Linked DNA regions of Homo sapiens: region 1 is linked to region 2. A link is an interaction called in ENCODE POLR2A ChIA-PET data of the cell type or tissue named here. Cell type or tissue: Panc1. All regions are shown on one strand.

Region 1 (4,000 bases), 160 kb after region 2:
AGCTACTCAGGAGGCTGAGGCAGGAGAATGGCGTGAACCCAGGAGGCGGAGCTTGCAGTGAGCCGAGATCGTGCCACTGCACTCCAGCCTGGGTGACAGAGCAAGACTCCAGCTCAAAAAAAAAAAAAAAAAAAAAAAAAATGAAGAATGAAAGCGCAGTAGTTGCAGCTCTTCATCTAAAATGGAACCTCATTCTCTACATAGTAACTACTAATCGGTAGTCAGGGTCTGGAATCACCTTTGAGTCCTTGGGTACTGCATAGTCCTGCCCCTCACTTCCCTTTCTCCTCCTCTTCTCTGCACACATCCAGGCAGACTCTGGAATAATAGAGCATAGTATGAGGATAAAGCTGTCATTGGCTAAGCTGGTGTTCACACTCAGGACCAGCTGGTTCCTTGCCCTGGCTGTGTTACACCTGCGGCCAGGGACGAGCAGAGGCCACAGTCTGCTGCCTGCCTACATAACCGACAGGTTATTAGTTCATGCCCCAAGGGTTTGAGCCACCCAGAGATGTTGAAAGAGATCCCTAACCTCAGAGGGTTTAGAGCTCTAGGCTGTAGATGGCAACATCTGCCTTCGAGATGAGTAGGGTCTCCATGTCCTCAGTTCATGACAACCTCTCTTACTTTTTCATCCTACTTTGCACTAGGTAATATTCCTGGGAAACAGGCCTCGCATTTTCTTAAACACTGATTTCATCTGTCCTTCCTCTAATAACTTTATCTGGAGGCGTTTATCAACCTTCTAACTAGAATACCCTTGTCCTTTTGCCTGCCACAGAACTGGTTTTCCCTGTGTGCTGATGGCCCATGGTTTCTGAGCTTTCTGTATTCCAGATGGAGAGCACGTAGGAGAATCCTGGGAATATCCTCAAGGATCCTACTTTTATCTTGGTTACATACTATCTGTGAGATGCATATTGGTTGTTGAGGAAGCATTTCTTTTTTTTTTTTTTTTTTTTTTTTTTTTTTTTTTTTTTTTTTTGAGACGGAGTCTCGCTTTGTCTCCCAGGCTGGAGTGCAGTGGAGCGATTTCGGCTCACTGCAAGCTCTGCCTCCTGGTTCACGCCATTCTCCTGTCTCAGCCTCCCGAGTAGCTGGGACTACAGGCGCCCGCCACCACGCCTGGCTAATTTTTTTTGGTATTTTTAGTAGAGACGGGGTTTCACCGTGTTAGCCAGGATGGTCTTGATCTCCTGACCTTGTGATCTGCCCACCTTGACCTCCCAAAGTGCTGGGATTACAGGTGTGAGCCACAGCGCCCAGCCGAGGAAGCATTTCTCGACGTAACAGACAAGAACTGGTTGCCATGGTTCCAACGAAGGGCCCTCCCATCACGTGACTGATTGTCAGAACATAGACATGTAAATACTGTGAGTGTGGGATCCTCAGCCCTGCACCCTTGGGGTCTGTGCTCCGAGTGCTTCAAGAGGCTTGACTACTTACTCCAGTGTCAGTTTGAGGCATTGGGTTAACTGATAAAATTCCCACTTGAATTTCATTACATGTCAGAATCTAAAGGGAAACAAATGGGGAAAGAGTGATTTCCAAGCCTTAGGTGATGGGCCTCGTTTTGGAACAAGTATAATCATCCCCCCTTTTTCCATAGTTTCGATTTCTGCAATTTCAGTCACCCGCCATCAACCCCAGTCCAGTATTTTGAAGAGAATACCACATGCACGTAGCTTTTATTATGGTATGTTGTTAGAATTGTTCGATGTTATCAGTTATTGATAATAACTGTGCCTGGTTTATGAATTAAACATCATAGGTATGCATGTGTAGGAAAAAACAGTATATATAGGGTTTGGTACTATCCAAGGTTTCAGGCATCCACTGGGGGTCTTGGAAGGTATCCCCCGAGGATAAAGGGGGGCCACTGTACAAGCAGCTCACACCTCAGCCTTAGCATTCAGCAGGCCTCAGAGCTAGGAAGGCAGGCCAGGTGGTGGCATTGGTTCTTGTGCACTTCACCTGGTCCTCTGCATGCACCGTTCCGTTTCCTTCCCAGAATCCTTCTAAGCATGGGATCCTATGAATTTAGGCCTTTATGTAAATTCAGAATGATACAGATTTAGACTTTATATAAATTGCCAATAAGTGGCAGAGTCAGGTCTTGAACCCAGCTGCTCTGAATTTAAAAGCCTTTGCCCTCAGCCTCTGCTGTGTCATGGAATTTTACTGCTCACAGGGGTTTGGGGCTTGACCAAGGTCCCACAGTAAACCACTGGAGCACTGGGATCAGGTCCTATGTCTAACACTCTAGAATCTAGATTCTACACTCTTGTGTGAGTCTTTTCTGCCACATAAACTTAGGCCTGTTTCAAAGCTCATCTTTGAACATCCTTTTTCAGTGATGCATGGAAAGACCACATTTTCCAAATAGGACATTGTGAGAGAGCTTCGTGGCAATTGGGTCGAACAGTCAGAATGCCAATGGCCTGAGTTCAAGAAGAAATCTAAGGAAAGGTCCAGATTCAAGCCCAGGTCCCTTTGATCTGTAGCTCATGTTTATGGGGTACATAGGGACAGGAATCATCGTAACAAGACACTGGAGAAAGTGGTTGTCCAACAGTAGGTAAAAATGGTGGCACATCTATGCAATGGACTATTTTTTATTTTTTATTTTTTGGCGACAGCGTCTCATGCTTTTGCTCAGGCTACAGTGCAGTGGCGTGGTGACAGCACACTGCAGCCTCCACCTCCCGGGCTCAAGCAGTCCTCTTGCCTCAGCCTCCCGAGTAGCTGGGACTGCAGATTTGCTCTACCGCACCCAGCAATTTTTGTATTTTTTGTAGAGACGGGGTTTCACCGTGTTGCCCAGTCTGGTCTCAAACTCTTGTGCTCAAGCCACAATGGAATGGAATGCAGCCATTAACATGTGACATGTGAAGACGGTGTTGTAGTTTGGAAGATGTGCTAGTGTTGAGTGAAGCACAGTAGTCCGTCTGTCCTGGGCTTGTGGTTCTGTGGAATACCCCCCGACCTGGGTGCTTGTGGGCATTACAGAAGTGAACAATTTGCAAGCCCTTTACTGTGCTCTCTGTTGCTTGCAGTGGGCGGGCGTGTGTGTGTGTGTGTGTGTGTGTGTGTGTGTGTGTGTGTGTGTATTCTTTTCCTCCTTTTGAGTATCTTCCTTCCTTGAGATAAGTCCCCAGGAGGGAGAGTGTAGAGTATTTTTTCTCTCTGCACCTTCTTGAACCGGTCACTTTGCTCTGACAAATGCTCTCTCCGTGGCCGCCGCCTCACTGCCTGTCCCCAGAGCCCTCTGAGCTGACTCATCCTCCCTGCCTAGCAGGCTTCACTTCACTTCCTCAATCTCCCTGTTCTGGCCAAGTTGAGAGGACTCCCTTCCTGCAAAAATGTGTTCTAAGGTTAGCTCATGGTTTTTGCTGTATTAATCTCTATGCCAGAACTGTTATTTATTAATTTTTTCTTTAAGTTTCCTCACTTTTTAACTTAAATTATTTAGGAAGGAAACTTTGTCCTTACCATGAATGGAAAACAATATCAATTGCTGTATATAGAAAGTACACACTGAAATAAACATATAGTCATCTACTGCCGTAAAAGATGTTCATCTGTAGAGCACCCACAATCCTCTGGCCACCACCAGCTTGTGGCTCCCCCTTCCCTGCCTGTTCCCTCCTGCCTGTGTCTTTCTGTCTTACCTTTCAGGGCTTGGCCCTATCCCGTCTTCACCGCCAAGCTTCCTTTGACTACTGCTGGCCTTCGTACCCGTCTCCCTGTCCATTCATTCAAAGAGACATTGATTAATATTGTGTGCCCAGCTTGGGGGTGGGCATGAAAAGGTACTTGCCGTCGCTATATGGAGACCATTGGTGGGAGCCAGTCAGACAGACGGACAGACTTGTAGAATGGAAGATAATTGCTGTCAGGGGCTGTGTCTGAGTGCAGCCGTACATTGAAGGAGGCGTCTCGCTGAGAGATTCAAGGCACGGGTCCCAGGGGACCGATTTTGTTGAAGTGGAGGTGAGAG
Region 2 (4,000 bases):
GCTACTTGGGAGGCTGAGGCAGGGGAATCGCTTGAACCCGAGAGGCGGAGTTTGCAGTGAGCTGGGATCACGCCACTGCCCTCCAGCCTAAGTGACGTGGCGAGACTCTGTCTCAAAAAAAAAAAAAAAAAAAGTTAGTGGGTGCAGCGCACCAGCATGGCACATGTATACATATGTAACTAACCTGCACATTGTGCACATGTACCCTAAAACTTAAAGTATAATAATAATAAAAAATAATAAAAAACACCAGGCAAACAAACAAACAAAAAAAAGTACTCTAGGTCTTGATCACAATCAGAGATACAGACAGCAGAAAAACTAGAGGGCAAAGAGTGATGGAATCTGGAAGACATATACATGTGCAGATAGACAAAGACGGAGAGACTGGAGAGGGAATCACAGCACATTTATACTCATATACACACACACAGAAGCCAAGTAGACCTAATTTATAGATACTGCTCCTTCAAAATCAAATCCCTAGAGCCACATTTCTCACTATTAGATAAGGGAGTTACAAATATGGATGGAAGGAAGGCATGAACTCAAGGTCACATACACACACACACACACACACACACACACACACGTATTTTCTAGTATGTTGGCTAAGAGGTGGACAAAGCTTTTGGTGTGTCTAAGCAATGGCACACCAACAGCAGCAAGCACACCTAGAGAGCTTGGTTTCTAACTACCACTCCCCACTCAATGGAACCAGGGCTCCTTGGAGAAATTGCTGATTCCAGGGCTGGGTGGGGCAAATACAAGAAGAGTCTGCAATAGCTCGTGTTCAAAGAATGGAATGGATATGTCAAAGGGATACAGATACCATTTGAAAGAGACCCTACTGGACAAATCTAGACAATTTGAGTTAAATATTAATAATAATGGATTGTAATCAGTTGAATAAAATGAGAATCCATGAGTCCATACTGATATAGATAAATGACTAAATAAATGAGGGAGAAGGGAAAGTTCCACGTAATAAGAAATTATTATGCCACATAATAAGAAATAATAAATTTAGGACCAGATGCAGTTGTTCATGCCTGTAATCCCAGCACTTTGGGAGGCTGAGGCAGGTGGATTGCTTGAGCCCAGGAGTTCAAGACCAGCCTGGGCAACATAGTGAAACCCCATCTCTACAAAAAATACAAAAATTAGCCAGGCATGGTGGCATGCAGCTGTAGTCCCAGCTACTCAGGAGGCTGAGGTGGGAGAAACACCTGAGTCCTGGATATCAAGGCTGCAGTGAGCCAAAATTGTACACCACTGCACTCTAACATGGGCAACAGAGTAAGACCCTGTCTCAAAAAAAAAAAAAAAAGACAAAAAGAAAAAGAAATCTAATTATCTAATTGAAAAGTGTATAGATTTTAAGATGCCTACTGCAATAAAATGTCATGATGCTTTATTACATTTGCAAGGACTTAGCCAAACTTATCAGCAACGCTGACCCAAAGCTCTGATTGATAATTATGTTTCTGATTAATAGAAAATAGACATAGGAATTACTTTTTTAAACAAATACAGCTGACTTCAAATTGGATCAACTTATTCTTACTAATTTAAACTCAGTGAAACTGGCTCTGATCCATTTCAACTAGTTTAAGTATCTCAAATCAGGTTTAAACTGGATCAAACTGCTTTCCTTTGAAATGACCCTCCCCACTTTAAACAGCTTTCGACCAGCATAGAAAGTAGGTAAGAGTCTGGCCTCCGGAATCAGGTTCAGATTCCACCTGCATTGTTTTCACCTACTTGTCCTTGGGCAAGTTAATTTGCCCTTCCAAAAACTGTTTCTTCATCCATAAAATGAGGATAATAGTACTTTTATCATAAGCTTGTAAAAAGTAAGCCTCGTGATATATGTTCTGCCTAGCTCAAACTGGATGGACCGGGAATAAAGATGACTTGATTGACAGTTGATAATGAGCTCTTTTTTTCTAGCCCCAGTTTCTTCCCCGTAAAGATTCATCACCTGCCCACTCCTCCTTCAAGAATTCTTGACATCTTCCTCCACCTCCACTTTCTGGCTCTGAACTCCTTAAGTGAGGGTCAAACAATTGAAGCCAATTATCCTGAATGCAAATGCCCAGTAATAGTTCTATGTTCCTACCTGGGCGGAAGCTCCTAGAGTTCTCTTTCTTCAGTGTCTTTTCCCCTTCTCCCCTCCTAGCCTAGCTCAAAGACCATGTGCTCCGTAAATAAGTGTGTGTGTGTGTGTGTGTGTGTGTGTGTGTGTGGTTTTTAATTTTTTTTAAGACAGGGTCTCACTCTGTCACCCAGGCTGAAGTGTAGTGTCATGATCATGGCTCACTGCAGCCTCAACCTCCTGAGCTCAAGTGATCTTCCCTCCTCAGCCTCCCAAGTAGCTGGGACAACAGGTGCATGCCACCATCCCTGGCTAATTTTTGTGTTTTTTGTAGAGATGGGGTCCTGCTATGTTGCCCAGGCTGGTCTGGAACTCCTGGGCTCAAGCAATCCACCTGCCTCAGCCTCCCAAAGTGCTGGGGTTACAGGTGTGATCCACTGTGCCCAGCCTGCAACAACCCCTTAGGTTAAGGCAACTCCCCGTGGTCACCTGGCAAATAAGTGGTAGAGTGGGAACTTAGATCCAGTCCCCTGACTCCAAATCATTTACAGCCCTGCCTCTCCCTTGGTTCTTCTTTGTCAGGGCACTTGACAGCAGAACAGTTGTCACTCTTGATCCACACAGAGGCCGCTCATTAGACATGGGGCTTCTCCCCTGCTCCTGCCCAAGTCTGTCTTTACCCCAATACCATGATTTGGTGTCCAAGGGGAAGCGATGCTTGCAGCGCACTTTAAGAAAAAAGTGGTGATAGCTTCCAGATGAGCTTATTATTCTAAATTTAACATTCCTTTTGGTACTTAGAATTTCCACTTTCTCCCTTCCACCCCGTTTGCATTTAGGTAATTAGAAAGCACGCAACAGGAAAACATTTGTGTCTCAGTACCATTCAGGATAAAGGCTGTCCAAGCGCCATGGAGTCACATCCTTGTGGAAATACTTTGCAGAGTTTATTTGGACAGGTTCAAAAATAGTCCTTCGACAATACAATCAGATCGAACCACGACAAGTAAAATGCAATTATGGGTTGGTTACATTTTTAAAAAATGTAAACAGGTTTGGGAAAACTAAAAGCAAAACTACATCGTCATCTCCTCCATTCCCAACCCCTGCATTTCTTACAAGCAGGACTTCAAGACGGCATCTGCAATCTTTTGAAATGGATGAGAGGATGACACTCACTAAAGGAGACAGCTCAACAGTGTGTTCTGAGGCCATTTCTCAGAACAAAGGCATACTTCTGCATAAGGCAAATGCAGCCTGATAAAGCTTCCCCTAGTGGGTACATGGAATGCCAAAGTCATTCACCTAAATGAGCTCAAAATACATATTGTTCTGGGCCAAATTATACAGTGTCAAGCTCAGACTGTATGTATTTATGTATGTTGGCAGAGCAGGCCACTTTTGGGGCGCCACAGCTTTATCCTAGCATCCTGTGCCCTGCTGGGTTCCCATCGCTGTCTCCCCAAACCCATGAATTTCCTTGGATTTGGTTCCAGAAAGGCAGACAAGAAACAAAGTCAGTTGCACAAGCCCACAAGGGAACAGGGCCCCAGAGGACTTGAATTTCTAATGAAACTTAAGAGTAACACAGAATGTGTGCCTTTGCCAACAAGCCGGGACTTTCTGAAGGTTGATCTGAGATGGGGGCAGGGAGTGGGGACAAGATCAAGTGTGCTTTGGGCCAGCCTCCGCTAAGGGCAACAAGGCGGGAATACAAAGCTATCTAGAACTAAAGCAACTGGCCAGTGCTTCCTGTGGCCTCTATCCAGAACTATTCCCTCAGACAGCTGACCCCTTTCTCAGAGCACTTCAGTGGTGCTTCCAAGGTGCCAAAGGGATCCATCCAAATAAATGCCTAAAGCCTAACAGCTAATGAGATAGAGAACTTTCATTCCAATGCCC

The links. ChIA-PET counts read pairs that join two places held together with the same protein. Peaks named below come from ENCODE experiments on the same cell type or tissue, not always from the same donor. Only the 100,000 strongest peaks of a DNase experiment are listed, where the experiment ranks them.
Region 1: POLR2A ChIA-PET joins it to region 2 with 6 read pairs; 12 of 35 experiments call an interaction of 5 or more read pairs at or near these places.

What each region holds. Positions count from the first base shown.
Region 1 is chr1:19,468,851-19,472,850 of GRCh38, reverse strand. All of the region lies in intron 1 of CAPZB (capping actin protein of muscle Z-line subunit beta), which reads left to right. Among named protein-coding and RNA genes, the nearest start is that of CAPZB, 15 kb to the left of the region's middle. RefSeq lists enhancers at 2,223-3,012, 3,013-3,803. In Panc1, no CTCF peak of the experiment used is centred here; no DNase peak of the experiment used is centred here; H3K27ac peaks cover 3,282 bases.
Region 2 is chr1:19,628,844-19,632,843 of GRCh38, reverse strand. All of the region lies in intron 1 of MICOS10-NBL1 (MICOS10-NBL1 readthrough), which reads right to left. It overlaps MICOS10 (mitochondrial contact site and cristae organizing system subunit 10), which reads right to left. Exons shown (of 4, transcript NM_001032363.4): 4 at 3,024-4,000. Among named protein-coding and RNA genes, the nearest start is that of NBL1, 13 kb to the left of the region's middle. RefSeq lists a silencer at 3,783-3,983. In Panc1, no CTCF peak of the experiment used is centred here; no DNase peak of the experiment used is centred here.